2 separate regions of the Homo sapiens genome follow, and region 1 is linked to region 2. Evidence: chromatin loops called from intact Hi-C (ENCODE). Cell type or tissue: natural killer cell. All regions are shown on one strand. Each heading gives the region's core, and the rest is flanking DNA. Links, peaks and the distances in the headings are about the cores only.

Region 1 (10,178 bases), core at 3,303-8,302, 190 kb before region 2:
CTCTTGAACCGGTCTTTAATTTTTTCATGATCTTTACTATCTCTTCAACTGGATAGTGTGAGTGTCTTGAAGAAAGGAGCTGATGCTTTCCAACCCTTTGTTTCCCCACAGTGTACTGTTGCCCAGAGCTTGGCACACTGCTCTCTTTACTACTTAAGAAGGGCTCCTCATCCACTTAGTGCTACACGTTCAGTTGACCTATGCTGAGGTCCTTCCCATTCTTACTCATCCCGTTTTTTTTTCTGCTTCAAACATCCTCACCCAGGAAGAAGATAAAACCCAAAGGAGCATATTTTCTTATTGAACCCTCCTTTAGAAGTATAGATACATGGGAAAGTCAGGAGAGGCTTTGTGTAGAAAGCCCAATTTGAAACAGGTTTTAGAGAATGGGTAGGGATTAAATGGCTGAGCAGAAAGCTGGAAGATATTCCAGAGAGTACACCAGCAATTTGAAGCAAAGAGGTAGGACTAAGCATGTCACTTGTTAGGGGACAAAAAAGAATAATCTTGGTGGAGATGGGGGTTCACAGCTCTAAAGGACATCTTCCAAGAACATTGAAGATTAAGGCGTTGAACATTAAGAACACTGAATTAGAGAATATGGGATGGGGAGTGGGGCCGGATTTCAGAGGTACATGAGAAACACACCCTCTGTAGGTACAGAAGTAGGGACTGAAATATATGACAAATATGGGAGTGTTGGAAGATTAAGCTATTGTTCATCTGCTGGGCATAACTATGAAGTTGAAGTTTCAGCATAAACAGGTTAATAATTTCCCCTTGAAGGAAGAGCATGGGATGTGCTTTCTTCCTCCTTTGCATTGAAGTAGATATTAGCTATTTGATATGAAATTCATAATGGAAGAGAACTACGAAGAGACTTGAATGAGCACTGGACTGTCACAGTGCAAGTGCAAAAGCATAAGAACGATCTCCAAAGAACGCATATTGTAAGGTCTCTATGTGTCTGTAAATTCCATTTATAGGGAAATTCATTCTCTTTCTCCATCATGGACACCACACACCCAACAGTGTTAGTGGATATTCATTATTATAACCATGCGGTTTCTTCTGACTCATCAGTGAAAGGCAATTAAGTTCAATGTGGTTTTAATGAGAAATGAATTTTTACATGTCCTAACTAAGGAAACTGGTAATCTATCAGTGATATGTAGAGTTTCTTTTTCATGAAAGTCAATTTTACAGAATAATTCTTTAAATACTGTAAGGAGATGTTGCTATAGTTAGCAGTAGTTGGGAGTGAGAAGATGTAGTTGTAACAGGAACAGAAGACAAAGGGATGAGATGTGTAGACGGAACCCAGCTGAGGGGAGCAGAGAGTAAGAAGGCCAGGGGACACTCACAGGTGCCAGGGAGTCTGTCTGGAAGGTGCTGCAAAAAGGGAGCAGAGCCGATTCAGTGATAGGAACAGTGCCACATTGGTGGATGAACCCTGGACGGAGACTGTATGTAGTCCAAGTCCTGCCATGAGTCCACAGACTGAGTGAACTGGGCCAAGTCATTCCCGTGTTTGGAGATCCCCCTGCTTGGGTGAGAAGGAGGTCTTGATGCTGTTTGAACATGCTGTTTACTTTAGTGATGTAATCTTGCTTCATGGGATAACTTTAAAATCCAATTTCAGATCAGCCCATGGTCACGAATCTTTCCCACTTTCCTTTGACAGAAACCCTGAACATTGTCCTTGTGGGGAGAAGCGGGACTGGGAAGAGTGCGACCGGGAACTCTATCCTGGGGAGCCTCGTCTTCACCTCTCGGCTCCGGGCCCAGCCAGTCACCAAGACCAGCCAGAGTGGCAGGAGGACATGGGACGGACAGGAGGTGGTGGTTGTGGACACTCCTTCCTTCAACCAGATGCTGGATGTCGAAAAGGACCCATCCCGGTTAGAAGAGGAGGTCAAGCGCTGTTTGTCCTGCTGTGAAAAAGGGGACACATTTTTTGTCCTGGTGTTCCAGCTGGGACGATTCACTGAAGAGGACAAAACAGCTGTGGCGAAACTGGAGGCCATCTTTGGAGCAGACTTTACGAAATACGCGATTATGCTGTTCACCCGGAAGGAAGACCTAGGGGCGGGGAATTTGGAAGACTTCATGAAGAACTCAGATAACAAAGCCCTTCGGCGCATTTTTAAAAAGTGTGGGCGGCGAGTTTGTGCTTTTAACAACAAAGAAACAGGCCAGGCCCAGGAAACCCAGGTGAAAGCTCTTTTAACAAAGGTCAATGATCTGAGAAAAGAAAGTGGGTGGTCCGGGTATCCCCATACACAGGAGAACGTCAGCAAACTAATTAAAAATGTCCAGGAAATGTCCCAAGCCGAAAAACTCCTTAAAAATTTAATAGGTATTTTACAATAGGTAGCCGAAGTGCCTGGGGTCTCTTCAATTAGAGACACCCTCAGGTTGGGGGGAGGGGCGGGGCATGGTACAACCTGTGGGAAGGGAAGCGGGTTCATGGCTTTGAGGGCCTGAGAGGCAAATGCATCCCGCCTTGTGATGTATCAGCTATTTGTAGATAAATAAATTGCAGGTGGGGGCGAATAGTAGGGTATTATAAAGGAGAAAGAAGATACAAGGTGGGGAAATCTGGAAAAAGATTTCAGACATTAGGCTGATAATAAGTGGTAGAATCAAGTCACAAGAATCACCTCACTTGTGTAGGTAGGTTGGAATCAGGATAGACACTGTGATCAAGGCTGAGGCCACCTGGGATGAGAATATAGATAGTCGTACAACAACCCAGGGGATCCAGATACATGAGACCAGGGCAGCGTTCAGCACACTCCTGGGCATGGCGGAAGCAGGAAGCAGACTCCAGAGGGCCTCCCTGTTGTCCAGGGCCGTTGGCTCCCTGAGCTCTCCTGTCTCCTTTGGGATGCGACTTAGGGCTAGAGTGTTCTTTTCTTCACACGTTAGCCATTCCTTACGGCTCTTCACGTTCCACGCCTAGATGTGAAGTGGGACATAGTCTTCCATTGCTGGCTGTCCCTGAGGAAACAGACATGAGTCTTGGAGGTTCTGAATGATTTTATTGCTAATTATCACAGTGACATAGACTAGAACAGAAATTAGAAGCATAGTAAGATTGCCAAAATCAGAGAATCTTGCAAAGTTCTGTAATTCTAAGTGTTGTTCTAGATTTCCTCTAGAGAAGGTTATTAGAATCTCCATTGCGTTTCTCTTTCTCCTTCTCTTTCCCTTGAGGTTAGGAAACAGGTTAAAACTCAGAGAACTCCAATAATAATGGTTTAAAAACATCAGGGGCTTCCTGTATCTCCTGTCAGGAAGCCGAGGAATAAGCAGGCTGGGGCTGGTGGGCGTCAACATCCCAGTTTTGTTCTATCTTTCTGTCCCACCTGCACTGGGATGTGGCTTCTACACTCGAATTTGCTTCTTGGTTTCAAGACAGTGGTGTTCTTTCCATAGCTGAGCAGATTATTTTGAGAGGTGGGTGATATGTGAGAGAGAAATCTGGAACCTTCTTCTGGGTAGATACAGGATAAGATAGATACAGGGTAAAATGTTGAGCACTTTGTACATGCTTTGAGAGCATAATCTTTGTCATCTGTTTTTTTCCCCTAGACAATATCAGGTTACCGTCAACATTAATCCATTTAAAAGGACATGGACTGTTGCCATTAATACTTTTGGATTCCATATAACCCTTAACACAATAACTTCTAGAAAATGTGTGTGCCGTAGACACAAAGAAGGGAACAATAGACACCAGGGTATACTTGAGGGTGGAGGGTGGCAGGAGGGTGAAGATTGAAAAGCTGCCTATTGCGTGTTATGCTGGTTTCCTGGGTGACAAAATTACCTGTACACCACACCCCTGTGACACACAACTTACTCATGTAACAAACCTGTGCATGTACCCCTTGAACCTGAAATAAAAATTGGAAAGTAAAAAAAAGTGTGTAAATATATTTAGTTGAATCAAATAATAAAGATGAATCATTATGAATTCACATTCTCTTTCTGATTTCTATTTTTGTGATTTAGGGAAGCAGCATACCTTCATGAAGAGACAATTGAGATGTTTAGATACCTTGACTCAGGCGAGGTTTTTGTATCTTTGGTGCCTGAGGACCTTCATTTAGACTGGGTGACAGCCATTTGTGTGGCAGGTCCCTGACAGCTCAGTTATCTTTCACTCTGGACATCTAAGTATAGCAAGGACAAATAAATGTAACCAGTATTAGAACCAGAAACATGGGAGGAATAAGGTCTGAAAGGCATTTTGTGCTTCTTCCCTGAGCTTCCCTTCTGCCTGAAGGCAGAAACAAATCCCAGTGTGCTACCTATGGCTGAGCAGGTGACACTGGGAGCTGCACAAGGTGGGTGATGTGTGGGCTAAGCAATGTGGCATCCTCTCACAGGTTGGCTCTAACATACCTTGCTGTTTTCCTTCAGGTCCAAGTCTGAACGGGGCAACAATACTGCTGTGTCAGTTTCTCTGAGAAATACATGCCGAGAAAGAGTTAGGAGCACAAGAGGTTTATGGGGAAAGCTCATGAAAGACAAAAGAGGGAAGAAGCCAAATTGGGCAGGGAAAGCCTTCAGACTGTCATTTAGACTGGACACTTGCAAGAGAAAAGTGGGGAGGAGCTGAGTTGGGCAGGAAGAGCCTGGCAAAGCCCAGGCCAACTCAATAGGGAATTCTGGGGCAAAGACAGATTAATAGCCAAGTCCTGCATTGGACAGACACTAGGAGCTCTGCTGTGCTCCGCTTTAGGCTGGGGACTGGCTGGAGAAAGCATGGCTTCAGCTCAGAAGCTCAGATGGGACCTGACAGTGTTGCAGCTGGAGCTGAATGGCAAGTTTCTTCTTGAAGTGAAAGCCTTCAAGAGTGGCATCCCTTCCTCACTGCCATAATTGGCGGACATCCTCCATGTCTCACTGAAGACCCTCCTTGAGCTGGAAGTCCAGAACTGATATTCTACTCTCTCAAACATATGTGTCTTACCAAGGCCACTATCATGCTGGCCACCTATTGCTTGTCCTGCCTCTCCAATGTGACATCATTGAGGTAATGTGCTAGTTCTCAACTGGAAACAATTTTGCCCTGTAGAAGACATTTGGCAATTCCTGGAGAAATTTTCTTTTTCTTTTTTTGGAGACGGAGTCTTCCTCAGTCACCCAGGCTGGAGCGCAGTGGTGTGATCTGGGGTCACAGCAAGCTCCGCCTCCCAGGTTCATGCTATTCTCCTGCCTCGGGCTGCCGAGTAGCTGGGACAACAGGCGCCCACCACCACGCCCGGCTAATTTTTTTTAAAAATTACTTTTAGTAGAGATGGGGTTTCACTGTGTTAGCCAGGATGGTCTTGATCTCCTGACCTCGTGATCTGCCCGCCTTGGCCCCTCAAAGTGCTGGGATTACAGGCGTGAGCCACCACACCCAGCCTCCTGGAGAATTTTTTAGTTGCCACAACAGGGAGTGGGTGCTACTGGTATGTGGTAAATAGAATCCAGGGATGCTACTGAACATCCTAAGATGCACACGACAGTCCCCCACAACAGAGTTATCTGGACCAAAATGTCAATAGTCCCAAGGCTGAGAGACCCTGATACAGTGGACCAATGTGATAGACTGCAGGATGTACAGATGATCCAGACCTCTTTTGGTTAGAGAGTGGGAGAGGTAACTTCTAAGGAAATGTTTTTTGCCTATTTACAGTGCCTCTGTTTTGCTGATGCACTAAGAACATGCTTATTTTTCACAAAGGGTCATCCAGCACCCCCAGCCTCCTCTCCTTCCTCAGAGCAATCCTTTTCACTTCATTTCTCTCTTTTCCTGCACTGAGCAAGATTTACTGAAGAACAAGGCTTTTGTGATGAACTTAGCATAAAGAGTAAAAAAAAAAAAAATAGTTTCGTGATTCCATGACGACAGAAAGTCCCATAAAATTTGGCTAAATTTCTGCAAGGGAGTCAGCTAAGTTGCTGACATGATCTGTGAAGCCTGCCAGCAAGCTCACTTCCCTAGAAGAATCCCCAGGCCACTTGGCTATGAGCCTCTTCTCCTCCTCCCTCAAATGAAGCATCCACCTTTTCAGTAAAAACCCTCTCCTTCCTAGCTCATCCTTACATTAGCTTGTTCCATGGGCCCACTGGTCCAGCCTCTACCACTAGCACACTATCATCCTCCCTAGCAGATGAAGGCATCGGCAGGCCCACCTCCCGTTCTCCCATGAGAGGCAGCTTGATGTTCATGAGAAACCTCCGTGGCCTTCACTCTTGCACCTCTGTATTTCTGTGAATACACACAGGATGTGCTCAACAGACTGGTGTAAAATCTAGTTGTGAACAGCATGATCAGCATGATACATTTTCCTCTTCAGCTACAAACTTCCTGTTTATTGCTCTTCACTTCACATCGTCCTCATGTATGTTGGTGGGTGGTAGTGTGGCGGGCTTGCGTTTCCTGACCCACAGATTATAGGGCAGCGTGTAGGCTAGACTAAAAGGGGTCAAGCCAGGGCCAAGGTGTCATGCCTAAAAGACCCTCTGGGAATATACTTGTAATTTGTCCTTCAAAAATCATCAGTAACCTGAAGTTTAAAATGACATCATGTCGACAATAATTATGAATGTTTTCCTAGCTTGCAACCCACCTGCTCTTGCAGCACTATGGGCTGCCAGCAAGTTCCTGTTTCCCTCAATTTATTTCTGAGGTTTCCCAATGGATGAGTTACATTAGCTACCGAAAATTTCTGTCACTTGTCACGTGGTGTTTATCTTGGTTTTACTTTTGTCCTGATCCAAATCCTTCTCCACTGGGTGCTGCTTACTAGGCACTGTTAACTACAAAGCATGCCTTTCAATCCTGTTGGCCACCACAGCTTCAAGTCAACACTGCAAGGCCTACTGGGTATTGGAGCATGCGCTAAACACCTTTGGTCTTTCTTCTATTTGTGTTTTCACTGGGTAATGAGGTTCTCACGGGCACCACTTTTGGCTCCACTGGCTGTTCATCCCTTCCTTCCTGGGTTTCCTATTTTGCAAATGGTGCCATAATCTGTCTAGTTGTCCATGACAGAAGCCTTGACTCTTTCTTCCAACAAATAACAAAAGAGTTGTGTATTATAAAGGCTTCATGTCTCTCTGGAGCATCCACTTTTTTTTTTCCTTATCTCTACTCGAGTTATGGTCACCATCGTTTCTGGACTGGATTGTTGCAACTGTTTCTTTGGATTGAACCTGTTTCGAGGCTTGCTTCTCTCAAATTACCTTTCACACTGCAACCATAATGCTATATATTTATAAGACAAATATAATTGTGAGATGATGTCAGTGGGAATAGCAGAATAATGTCCTCCAAAAATCTCCACAAAGATAGAGAACACTGTCAAAAAATAGTCAGAATCAACTCTTTTTTTTTTTTTTTTTTTCAGAACTCTGGGTATCAACCCAACGCTTGAAGCAATATTGAGAGTGTTCATTCAAGAAAAATAGTAAGAATAGTGAGTTCTGTCATGTTTCAACTTGCCCCTTTCTCATTACCCCCAACTCTGTGGTAACCTTGAAAACCAAAAAACTAAAATCACTATGAAAACTAGCAGCCTGGAAGCCACTGAAGGGAGCTGAATGGAGTTAGAGCCCCTTAAAAGTCCCATTTCTAGAAAAATGTCATTATTTGACCTGTCCAGTGGTGCCCTGGGAGATCCCACTTGCAATTCAGGAATGGAAAACCAAATAGTGTATTTTCTCATTTCTTAGTGGGAGCTAAGCTATGAGGACGCAAAGGCACGAGAATGATATAATGGACTGAGGAACTGGGAGGGGGGCAGATTGGGAGGGGGATGAGGGATAAAAGACGACACTGGGTCCAGTGTACTCTGCTTGGGTGACGGGTGCACTAAAATCTCAGAGATCACCACTAGATAACTTATCCATGTAACCAAAAACCACCTGTACCCCAAAAACCATTGAAATAAAAATTAAAAAAGGAACAAGGTAATGAAAAAGAATAAATATAGTACTAATTTAAAAGAAAGAAAAATCCTGAGATCCTCCCCACTGTTTCTAAGAGTCCTCTTTTTCCTCAGCCTTTTCTCTACCTCCTCAGTCCTACAGAATTATGCACTGTTTCTTTGTTGGTGCAAGACTCCAAAAGCCTAAAATGTGGTGTTTTTACTGTTACTTTAAAAAAAAAAAAAAAACACCCTGGTATTCACACACACAATTATTCCTATTCGACTTTTTCTTTTTCCTGTTGTTTTAGTTTCAGGAACTTTTACTGGAGGTTCTGCAGAGAACATGCAGAGTCAGCATGCAGCCTTCCTTCCTGATTTTGATCACTCTTCCTTTTGCTCCTTCCTCTTTTAAAAAAGTGTAAGACGCTTTTATTTGTGTCTTGAGAGACTGTTCTTTAGTGGATAATAATATCTCTGTTTTAGTCTGTCAAGCTTTGGTTAAAAAAACTCATTCCTACCCCCTTCTACATTACATTGAAAGGTAGGAAAAGTCCATTTAATAAACATTTAAAAACCCCACATATTCAGAATATTGGATACATTATAAATGATCATCAAGTATGGGCATAAGAATGTTTAGAGTACCCCATCAGGTTTAACAAGAAGATATATTTATACTGATTTCTGGCATTCAATTTATGTTCTTTAAATACCTAAAAGACTCATTTCTAAATCTTCTAGCTCCTGGAGAAGGGCTATCTCTTTTTGAATTTTCTCCAGCTGCTTTTTTTCCTAGCTGTTTGCCGGTTGCTGCTTGTTATTTCAGTTGTTTGATTGTTTTCAGTTTCCTAGGTTCTCATGTTTTCCCCGCTATCTTAAAATCTCTTCATGTTGGCTGAGAGAAGATATTTTGGGGTGTGTTTCCTGTTTTGCAGTGACTGGCTTCATGCTTCCTTTGTTCTTAGGGGATGTTTTGGGAAATGGCTTGTTATTTGCCCTTGTAGTTTCATATTCTCTGCGGCCCCTCCTCATGTAGCTTAAGATCAATGACTTGTTCATTTCTTCTAAGTGGAGTTCTAAAAGTCATTGCAATATTGGCTCCTCACAGGGTACTTAGAACTGCTTAATAAGTTATTGATTTTATTGGAAATACTATGTCCAGAATTTTTCGCTAACGATTTCTGCATTTGATGGCATGATATTTTTGTGCAGGATAGAGCTAGTATAATGGAAAATCTCGCACCCATTATTAACACATAACCTGGGGGCACATGTAGTAGTTGTTGCAAGACAGGTTCAGTATACAAGTATCAGTCATGTATTACACCATATTAATAGAATGAAGGACAAAAATTGCATGATCATTTCACTGGATGCAGAAAAAACATTGTACAGCTCTTTATCTGGGCACCAAGCAAAGTATGTAAAATTTGAAGCCATAGGTTTGGAAATAAGTTTGTGGTTTTTAACATCCCACAATTTTTCCCCTTGATTTCCAAACCCCTACAGTAGTAATATGTATGAATACAGTGGTAATATGTATGAAGACTATAGTAGACTGTATTACAAGAGCCAGTTCCAAAGTCAAGTTTACAATCACACAGCAAGTAGAGAATTGCTGCTTTGACAAGAGTTTTCCTAGAGGGCCCAACTCATTATAAATGGGATCACTCTTCAGTATTTACATTATAGCATTTTATTTGTTGCAATATAGAAACAGGTTTGTTATTGACAGTAGGAAACTATGGTTTTGTCGACATCTGCATTACCTATTACCAACTCACTGATAGCTTTTAGATTGTATTTTAGTTCTCACTACTAATGTTACTTTGCCTCAAACCAGGAAACAGGTTCCTAGATCTCCCTACACCCATGTATACGTAGCCTGCCTGGGGCTTCCTTTTTCCATGTTATAAGCTGTCTGGAGTAGGCCTATTTTGGGCAGATTCCGGCTAATCTTTCCTCTTCAGGTTTACTTTTCTCAGTCTAATGTGGTATGGATGTTAGCTGAGTTGTACTGTGGGCTCATGCTACTCCATTTAGAAAGAAAATTTGGGAAGCCTCATTTTGAACTTTCATTCTTGTTGTGTTCTTCACTCCAACATCTTAGGGGGCTCTGTGTTTTGGATGAAAAGGTGATCATTTGCCCAACCGACTCCATTCTTTATGTATATATGCTATTTTTTTTTTTTTTGAGACGGAGTCTCGCTATGTTGGCCAGGCTGGAGTGCAGTGGCGCGATCT
Region 2 (10,178 bases), core at 2,576-7,575:
CTCCTGGGGACATGCTGAGAGGCACATGAACAAAAACCTCTACACTGTATAATAAAGAGGTACAAACTTCTACAAATGGCAGGTAACACTGGTTTAAGAAAAATGCTGCATTGCCAAAGCAAAGGAAGAACTGAAACTATGAGGAGACATTGTCCAAACCTAAGTGCAAAGCCCTTGGGATGGAGGCGATCCTGACTCTTGAGGCCTTTTCTTCCTGTCCTGACCCTCCTGGGCACGCTTTGCTCCCCCATGATATTGAGGAATAGGTCAGAAACCAGGGGCTTTCAGGGGAACAGTATGGTTTGTGGTAAGGTGAGATAGGGATTGGAACATGAAGAAAGGGGGGCTGAGTGCCCATGTCTCTCAGCACAACCTGCCTCCTTGGTTATTTTGCACCAAGAGGGGGACAAAGCTGACATACTGGCCCCTCAGTCTCTGCAAGTCAACACTGTGTGGAATCTCAGGGGTCAGACCCCAGAACTTCGGGCTTTTACGAACATAGCTCCCTGGACAGGGCACTCTACTCCTCACCTCCCAGGGTTGGCATTGTCACTCTCCTGGTCTGGTCACCAGGTATGGTCTCCATTAGGGATCACAGGTCCTCAGAACCAGCCCTGTGCAGTTCAGCTGTGTTCCCACAGCTCTCTGAGAACTGAGTCTCTGTTGATGGGTCATTTGGCCAGCCTGTGCTAATGGGTGAGTAGAGTTTCGTGCTCACTGGGTAAGGTCAGAAATATCAGAGAACTTTGGATGTTGATGTGGGAAGAGAACTTAAGTCACCTCCCGCAATCCTCACTTTAACCATAAAACAAGCATCATGCCCCCAACCTTCATCTCCTGACCCCCAGGCTGCTGCTCTTTCCATGAGGTGGTGAACTTGTCAGTGGGAGGCACAGGTGCTAGGGTGCTAATGGCAAAGTCCATGCTGATGGGCTCCAGTGGAAAACCAGGGCCTCCATGCTAGCGAGGAGCCCTAGTGATGCAAACACAGTCCTGATGGATGCTACCATGCCACTCAGAGAGGGAAAGAATGAATGTGTCAATGCACCGCAGCAGAGACAATGCTGGGGGAGGCGGGCGGAGAAAGTCCCTACGTAATTTAATGCAGTACAACGAGGGCTTTTGGAGTTGATACCCTTCCCTTTGTTAATATCAATATAATTCTCTTAGTAGAAATTCCAGTTTCTATGACAGTATGAGAATGTCTCATGGCCATGAGTCATGCTTACAGGCAAAGGGGCTTTGCAACCATCTCTGATCACTCTAGCCTGGCAGTCTGCCTATGCCCTGAAATGTGCTCCACCACTCAGAGACAGAAATCATTGCCTATTCTCCAGACTGAATGAACTCCTAAAGCCTTTTTTCCCATAGAGATGCTAAACTCAGAAAGGATAAGACCTAAAAGTTGGAGAAGCTGGGAGGTGGCTGGGCCCCAGCATGGTGTGTGCACATGCGTTCTCTGGATGGAGGCAGAGCGGGCTCTGAGAGCAGACAGGCAGGCTCTGGAGTGGCCTTTTCAGGAAAGCCAGTGTCTCTGCTCTACTTTCTGACCTTCAGGACCCACTGATTCTGGGTTCAGCGTGGGACTGAGGAATGGGTGTCCCATGAGGTTGGATATTCCCTAAGGTAGTGGGGCTGGGAGCTGGGATCAGGATTAACAGGACACCATGCAAGAAAGAGAGAGGAAAGAGGGAAGAGCAGTGAGACAGAAAGAGGCACAAACTGACAGTGGGAGAGTGAAGTACAGGGTTTAGGGAGCAAAGGAGAGGCAGGAAAAGGAGAAGAACAGGGAGACTTTCTGTAGCTAGAAGGGACTTCTCTCTTCACTTCTCTAATGAGTCTGTACCCAGCAGATCAAGATTATGTAGCTCAGACCTACCATGTGTGTTGCTCAAGAAGCCATGATCACCTAGGTTACAGTTCACACTTCTTGGCCTGAAATTGACAGCTTTTATATCAGGCTGCAAACTTTCTTCACAGCCCCCTTGCTTCTATTCTGCTACCTTATGAGACTCGCAGCAAGGCGCTTGGGGTAGACAGACTCCATCTCTGATTCTACTTTCATTCTCTGAGTAACACTGGTTGAGTTCCTCATCTTCCTGAGCCTTATTTTTACTTCTTTAGACATGGACATGATAATTTCTACTTCCTACTGTTGCTGTAAGCATTAAATGAGAAGAAGATATAAAACCCAGGGCTGAGCCAGAAAGAATTAAGTAAGCGGTAGCTGTATCTGCTCTATAAGGGGTACCCATTTACTTTTTCTTACCCAGGCAATGCTTGTTTTTACCTTAAAGCCATTCACACTATTTCCTTCCACCTGTTTATTTGTCTGTCCCCAAAGTTCTCCACATTTCCAAATCCTCCCTTCCTTTAGTGCAAAATTCCTACATGACAACCTCCACAACTTGAGATTTTTTGATCCTCTGCTGTCTGTCAATCAGACAATGCCTCTTGGACTCCATTTCTCCATGTGTGCTGGTTTCATTTCCTCAGCAACATGGGAAGACATTTGTACAGATGGAGCCAGGTTGGTTTCTTCTTCTTTTTCCCCTTACTCCATCCTCTGCCACATGACAGATACATCAGAGATTTTAAACCTTACTTGGAGTTCATGTAAATGGCCCAGTCATTCTGATGGTCCCCAGGGGTGCTAGTTTATAGTATTAGCTCCTTTTCAGACTTACTGTGTATTAGACCAGTGGTTCTCAAAATGTGGGCCATGGATCAGCAGCATCAGTATGAACCGGAAACTTGTTAGGAAATATGGGCTCCATCCTTAACTCATGGAATCAGAAACTCTGGGGGCGGAGTCCAGCAATCTAAGTTTCAGTAAAACCCCCAAGTGAGTCTGATGCCTGCTAAAGTTTGAGAACCACTGAGCTAAAGCTTTGTCTGTTAAAGGACTCTCACCTATGATTAAATCAGCTGAAATGGAGATCATAAGAGAGTTTTTAAAAGCACATCTGAAATGTAAAATTTTAGGTGAGAAAAGTCAACATAAGACCCTCTCATCTAAGATCATCCTAGAAGAAACAAAATGGAGAGGTGCTGTGGGCCATCAGGAAACAGCCTAAATGTCCCTGAAAGTTGAGATGCCTCAGAAATAAACCTCCAACTTTTATTTGTAGCTGGGCACAGGCCCCAATTCCACTAGTCATGGCAGTGGCCCAACTTCAACAGTGCAAATGATACAGCAATGTCCAAGAGCAGTGGTTCTCAAAGTGAGGTCCCCAGACCAGTGGCATCATGGGAATTGTCAGAAATGCTATTTTCAGGCTCCATTCAAAACCTACTAGTTCAGAAATTCCAGGGATGTTGCCTAGCCATTTGTATTTTAATAAACTCTTTAGGTGATTCTGATGCAGGCTAAGGCTTGAAAACCTCTGTGCTAGCCACTGGGAATTCATCCTTTACGTGCACTTTTCCATTTAATTCAGACTGGATAGTTTAAATTGTTCCCACCTTAAGATGAAGGAAATTAGGCTCAAGTTTGAGTAAGGACACTTAGCTAGTCAGTGGCCCAGTAGAAACTGGAACTCAGTTCTGTCTAACTCCAGAACCCCAGTGAGAATATGGAGGACGTATTTTGGGTATATGTGATCACTGATGGACTGAGTAGTTAAAAATGTATGTGGGAGAACTTCAGGGCAGGATGAAGAAGGAAAGTTAGAGAAAGGCAAATAGAGCAGTCTCTGCTATTTTAATGGATGATATTCAAGCCTGGGATCTGTAGCAAGTTAAACCTATAGAGGTCATCTTTTTACAAGATGTGGCCAAGATAACAGGCAACAGACCACGTCAAAGAAACCTTCCAGTGGACCCCCAGCATTTAAGGACTTGATTTGTTTGTTTGTTTGTTTGTTTGTTTTGAGGCAGAGTCTTGCTCTGTCACCCAGGCTGGAGTGCAATGGCGTGGTCTCAGCTCACTGCAACCTCTGCCTCCCAGATTCAAGCAATTCTCTTGCCTCAGCCTCCCAAGTAGCTGGGATTACAGGCACCCACCACCATGCCCAGCTAATTTTTTGTATTTTCAGTAGAGACGGGGTTTCACCATGTTGGCCAGGCTGGTCTCAAACTCCTGATCTCATGATCCACCCACCTCAGCATCCCAAAGTGCTAGGATTACAGGTGTGAGCCACGGTGCCCAGCCAAGGGCTTGAATTGTTAACTCTTCACTTGAGCTATTAATATTTGATTTGTATTCAGCTCCTTTGACTTCCTTCTCAGTATCTCCCTGTGAGTTATTTTCCCCTTACCTAGCCACTGTCCTGATGGAAAACCTTTACCTCTGAGAGAGGAATGACAGCTCCAGACCAATGGGGTGCATGTTTTACTGAGGGGACTTTCAGCCCTTTCAGATCACACAGGATAAGACAGTTATCTACCCTCTCTGAGAACAGAGCTTGCTGCTATAGCAGCCCTGGGTCTTGTGGTTTCCTTTCACACACTGAAGTTATTTTTCACACTTCACAAAACACCTAGAAACCAAATGCCTCTCAACACTCAGGGAGATGAAACTCAGGAAGGACAGCAAGTGAAAATGAAAAGATATTATGGGAGAGTTTTTGGAGAGGAAATGGGGTAGGGGCTGACAGGGTTATGAGCAAAGGAAACAGAATGGGCTGGTGACCCAGTGGGTTCACCTCAAAGTTTACAGCCAGGGTTCCTCTATGCTCTCTTTGACTCACTTGTTCTGTTTCCATGCACTGAGAGGGTGCAGTTCGTGGGAGGCAGAGCAAGTGGAGGAGGACCACAATTAAAGCGACCAAAATTCAGATTATGTAAAGCCTGATGAGGGAGAAGGTTTTGAATTCATAATTCACACAGCCCACAATTACACATATCTGACTGTGACATACCTAGATTCAAGCCTGGAGTGTTTTTCCATTTTCCATAATAAAACATTCAGGATCCAAACTTAATTATGAGTTTCTGTAAAAAATCATCTGCTAAAATCTCCAGCCTCATTTCTACACAATGTGACTTCCCACCTTGAGGATCTAGCCATCCTTGGCTTTCTTTGATTAACTGAGAGTTCCATGTCTTCACTTACCTTGGAATATGCTTTATCTTCTTCCTGGAAATACTTCTAATCTCTTTCCCTAACTTCTACTCACTATTCAATTTCAGCTTAAACAATGTTGATTTTTCTAAGAAGTCTTTTCCAACTACTCCTACTATTAGTTTAGCAGATCCTCTATACACTCTTAAAACATCCTAGTGTTCTCCTTAATAACATTCATTATCCTACTGTTTTTGTTAACTGTCATGTTTGCCTGAGAAAGGAGGTAGTGATAGGGAAAAGGTGGTGATGGTAAAAATAGAAGAGGGAGGTTTTATAGGATGGCACAGAAGAAAATAAAATATTTGATTGGTTACAGTTATACAGTTACCTTATTTGGTCTACCCTGTTGTAAAGTCCATAGTTTTGTTTGCTGGCTACTTCTAATTAGTTGAGCTTAAGTTCTGCTTTTATTTAATATTAAACATTTACAAGAAATAGCTCAAATTAAGACTTGCTTATCTTTGCAAATCAAGCAAGGTTGAGGTCATTTGTAAGGCCTAACTGCTTTTGTCTGCTCAGGTATTCTCCGGGTCTGGTCTCCATTTTAATTTACTTTAACAAAAAGAGACGAGACCCTCAAACCAGGTCCAGCTAGAACTAGCACAATTGAAGACAGAATTGCTCTGTCTTAGAAATGGATAAGATTACTTAGGAATATCAAGGCAAAAATCCTGAATTAGCTATTAACAAATAGAATCAAGCAACACCTTGTGTGATTAAGATTTGTCTAAGTATGCAAAGAAGTCAATATTAGGAAATACTAGGAAATATTTTTATACAATTTAATGTATTACAAAGCTATGGAGCAACATAATCTGATCACCTCCTTAGCTGTTGAAAAGTAATTTGGTAAAATTAAATGTCTAATAATTGGTTCTTTTTCCCCATAAGAAAATTTTCCATCTCAACCTCAAAGTCTGCATCTAGTTTAATGGTAAACATTGAGATATTGCCACAAAAGTTAAGAACAAGCTAAGGAAGCCTACTATCATTGTGATTACTTATTTAACATTCTCTTAGATACTAGCCACAATAAATTAACAGTGAAAGAAATTAGAAGTTGTTTTATAAAAAATTCAAAAAAAGAAGATAAATTATCATTTTTGGCCCCATAAAGAACTTTTACAAATCAATATCAAAATTATTCCCATCAGAATTGAAACATGGGCAATAAATATGTAAGAGATATCAATAAAAAATATAGTTCTTTCTTTAATAAATAGACATATGACAAATGACTCAATCATATTCCCATTGAGTAATGTATATGAAAATCACACTAACATCATCTTTCACCTATCAGTTTGGCAAAGATAAAATTATGAGAAATCAATATGGGAAACTAATAAAATGCTGGTGAAACTAATTTGACTAAAATTTTTATTGTAAGCAATTCAGTAATATCTTTCAAAATTACAAATGCATGTACCAATTGTATAGCAATTCTCCTTGTAGGAACCCACTCAGGTGATTTGATTATCTGTTGCTGCATAAGAAACTACTCCAAAACTCAGTGGCTTAAAACAACGTGTTTTTGTGTGTCAAGAATTTGGGCAGAGCACACTGGGTACAACTTGACTTCACTCCTTGCAGACTGGGCCTCAGTTGGAGTGGCTCAAATGGCTCTAGATGGGGTGGGGGACAGATCAATGAGGGCCACATGTGGGAGCCTCTCGTTGTCAACTGTGTCCCTAGCTTCTTCTCCACGTTGCACCTGCTGAGCCTAGAATATCCCAAATCGCTTCTACCCTCCTTCACCAAGGTAACAGACTCTTTTCCTGGTGGTTTTACTTTCCCAGGTTTATCATAGAATTGTAAAGTCAACAGAACTTAAAGGTACTATTGGTCAGCTTTATTCCCTGTTTGACTCATAATAGCCAGGAAAACAGATTGTGTGTGAGAAGCAGGTTCTCAGATGCTCAGAGATCTTTATAAAGCCCTGACTCACCCACAACTCTTTGCCTTCATGGCCTGCTGAGTCTTTTACAATGCCACCCCATTACATCTCACAGTAGAGGAATCCCTTGCTCCGAATGTCATACATCCCAAAAAAAGTTACATAGCAAAATTCCACAATAGGGGTTCTATATTTCATCATTTAAAGGGGAAAAGCTGCAGTACATTTCTAGCCCATCCAAAAACCCCAACAATTTCCTCCAGATATCACTAAAACACTTTTAAACAATCAAAGCAATATAATAAAAATCACCAATGATTTCTGCAAAATGTAAGGCCATTAAATGCCAATCAGCTAATTGTTTAGCTGATTATTTGCCAGTGATTTAACACTACACTCATATCTGTCTGCAGTAAGCAATGATATAAATGCAAACATTCTTTTCTACTACACTTCTACAAGCATTCAGAAAAATTGATTAAATACAAAAATAGGTTCATATAGATAACAAAATCAAATTTCACTCACAAATTTAAAAAAGGATTATTTACTAATTAGAATTGCCTAAATGAGGTTTAGAGGAGAGGAGAGGGAGACCGGAGTCCTCACGGTGGCTGTTCAGCGGGGTGAGTGTGTGGGATGAGCTGATAAAGGAGGAGGTGGAATTGTTCACTCCTGGGGTTTGTCCATATCCAGTTCCAAGGGACTGGGAACTGTCTTTATGGCATTTGACCCTCCAGAAGGAGATGACTGTGGCCTGTTGTCTGAAATCATAGTCAAAGCAATGTGATGGGAAAAACTCAAAATGGCCATGTCTTTGTGTTTCCTCTGCTTGAAAGCATACGGACCCCTGGGTAATAATGTAACACTGTGCTTGAGATTGCATCATATAGTGGAATGCTTCTGTTGATGACTTTTGTATGATTTTAAAGTTTCTTTTATTATTATTATTATACTTTAAATTCTGGGATACATGTGCACAACGTGCAGGTTTGTCACATAGGTATACACGTGCCATGCTGATTTGCTGCACCCATCAACCCGTCATCTACATTAGGTACTTCTCCTAATGCTATCCCTCCCCTAGCCCCCCACCCCGCAACAGGCCCCAGTGTGTGATGTTCCCCTCCCTGTGGCCATGTGTTCTCTTTGTTCAACTCCCACTTATGAGTGAGAACATGCGGGGTTTGGTTTTCTATTCCTGTGTCAGTTTGCTGAGAATGATTATTTCCAGCTTCATCAACATCCCTGTAAAGAGCATGAACTCATCCTTTTTATGGCTGTATAGTATTCCGTGGTGTATATGTGCTGCATTTTCTTTATCCAGTCTATTATTGATGGGCATTTGTGTTGGTTCCAAGTCTTTGCTATTGTGAACAATGCTGCAATAAACATGTGTGTGCATGTGTCTTTATAGTAGAAAGATTTATAATCCTTTGGGTATATACCCAGTAATGGGATTGCTGGGTCAAATGATATTTCTGGTTCTAGATCCTTGAGGAATCGCTACACTGTCTTCCACAATGATTGAACTAATTTACACTTGCACCAACAGTGTAAAAGCGTTCCTATTTCTCCACATCCTCTCCAGCATCTGTTGTTTCCTGACTTTTTAATGATCATCATTCTAACTGGCGTGAGATGGCATCTCATTGTGGCTTTGATTTGCATTTCTCTAATGACCAGTGATGATGAGCTTTTTTTCATGTTTGTTGGCTGCATAAATGTCTTATTTTGAGAAGTGTTTGTTCATATCCTTTGCCCACTTTTTGATGGGGTTGTTTTTTTCTTGTAAATTTGTTTAAGTTCTTTGTAGATTCTGGGTATTAGCCCTTTCTCAGATGGATAGATTGCAAAAATTTTTAAATTCAAAAATGTACTCAATTAATCTTTAAGATTATTCTGCAAGATTGACTCCTTCTTGCAACTCTGAGCATTGGTTTGAACTGAATTCTCTGGCAGTAAGTCCTTTGCTATGTAAGGCTCATAGCTCTTCACATTCTTCACTGTACATGTCACCAATTCAGACCTCTTCAAAAAGATCCAAAAAAAAAAAAGATCCAAGAAGGGTTTTTCTGTTGGTGATGTTGGTGTTGGTGTTGTTATTGTGTTGCTTTGCAGTCATCACTTCATGAAACTTTGGAAATCAGCAATAAATTGTCCCTTTCTCATAGAAGAACTTTCACTTAATAATGTGGAGAAAATGATTCCAACAATTAAAAACCAATTTAGACAACGTGGGAACAAGACAGGATCTTGTCAGGAAACAACTGAGATATGACTGCAGTTTACTTCACTTTCACCCTACAGACTCAAGGGCAATATCCATGTTTTACTGGTGTACACAACCAGATTTGCTTCAGTGGAGTTTCAATTCAAATAATGAATTTTGGGTGAAATCAATTGAAAGTTATTTATGGCAAATATTTAAATTTGGGGAGTTTAAATAGTGAGGGAGAGCTTGAAGTTAAACATCTCCTGAATTCTTAATTATTCCAAAATATAATGATGAATTGAAAACTGCCTAGTAAGTCAGGAAGCTAAACAAGCCTAAAAGAAGTCACTGCAATTTTTTTTTTTTTACGAAATTTTCCTGGACTAAATTCTTTTTCTTTTCGTTTTTTATTATTATTATTGTACTCTAAGTTTTACAGTACATGTGCACAACGTGCAGGTTTGTTACATAAGTATACATATGCCATGTTGGTGTGCTGCACCCATTAACTCATCATTTAGCATTAAGTATATCACATAATGCCATCCCTCCCCCCTTCCCCCACCCCACATCAGTCTCCGGTGTGTGATGTTCCCCTTCCTGTGTCCATGTGTTCTCATTCTTCAATTCCCACCTCTAAGTGAGAACATGCGGTGTTTGGTTTTTTGTCCTTGCAATAGTTTGCTGAGAATGATGGTTTCCAGCTTCATCCATGTCCCTACAAAGGACATGAACTCATCATTTTTTATGGCTGCATAGTATTCCATGGTGTATATGTGCCACATTTTCTTAAAGGACCAGTCTATCATTGCTGGACATTTGGGTTCGTTCCAAGTTTTGCTATTGTGAATAGTGCTGCAATAAACATACGTGTGCATGTGTCTTTATAGCAGCATGATTTATAATACTTTGGGTATATACCCAGTAATGGGATGGCTGGGTCAAATGGCATTTCTAGTTCTAGATACCTGAGGAGTCGCCACATTGACTTCCACAAT

What was found. Peaks named below come from ENCODE experiments on the same cell type or tissue, not always from the same donor. Only the 100,000 strongest peaks of a DNase experiment are listed, where the experiment ranks them.
Region 1: a loop joins it to region 2, with 7 times the contacts of the local background. A loop is called at or near these places in 2 of 110 quality-filtered maps.

The regions. Positions count from the first base shown.
Region 1 is chr7:150,475,408-150,485,585 of GRCh38, forward strand. GIMAP8 (GTPase, IMAP family member 8) reads left to right here. Exons shown (of 5, transcript NM_175571.4): 5 at 1,685-3,986. The coding sequence ends at 2,373. It also overlaps the pseudogene EIF2AP1. Among named protein-coding and RNA genes, the nearest start is that of GIMAP8, 30 kb to the left of the region's middle. RefSeq lists an enhancer at 1,488-2,687 and a silencer at 4,138-4,372. In natural killer cell, for the core only: no CTCF peak of the experiment used is centred there; DNase peaks (open chromatin) are centred at 3,466, 3,814, 6,344, 6,824 and 1 weaker place; H3K27ac peaks cover 4,594 bases.
Region 2 is chr7:150,664,146-150,674,323 of GRCh38, forward strand. All of the region lies in intron 2 of LOC124901774 (a long non-coding RNA gene), which reads right to left. Among named protein-coding and RNA genes, the nearest start is that of GIMAP2, 16 kb to the right of the region's middle. RefSeq lists an enhancer at 1-159. In natural killer cell, for the core only: no CTCF peak of the experiment used is centred there; DNase peaks (open chromatin) are centred at 2,636, 2,826, 3,716 and 4,486; H3K27ac peaks cover 3,559 bases.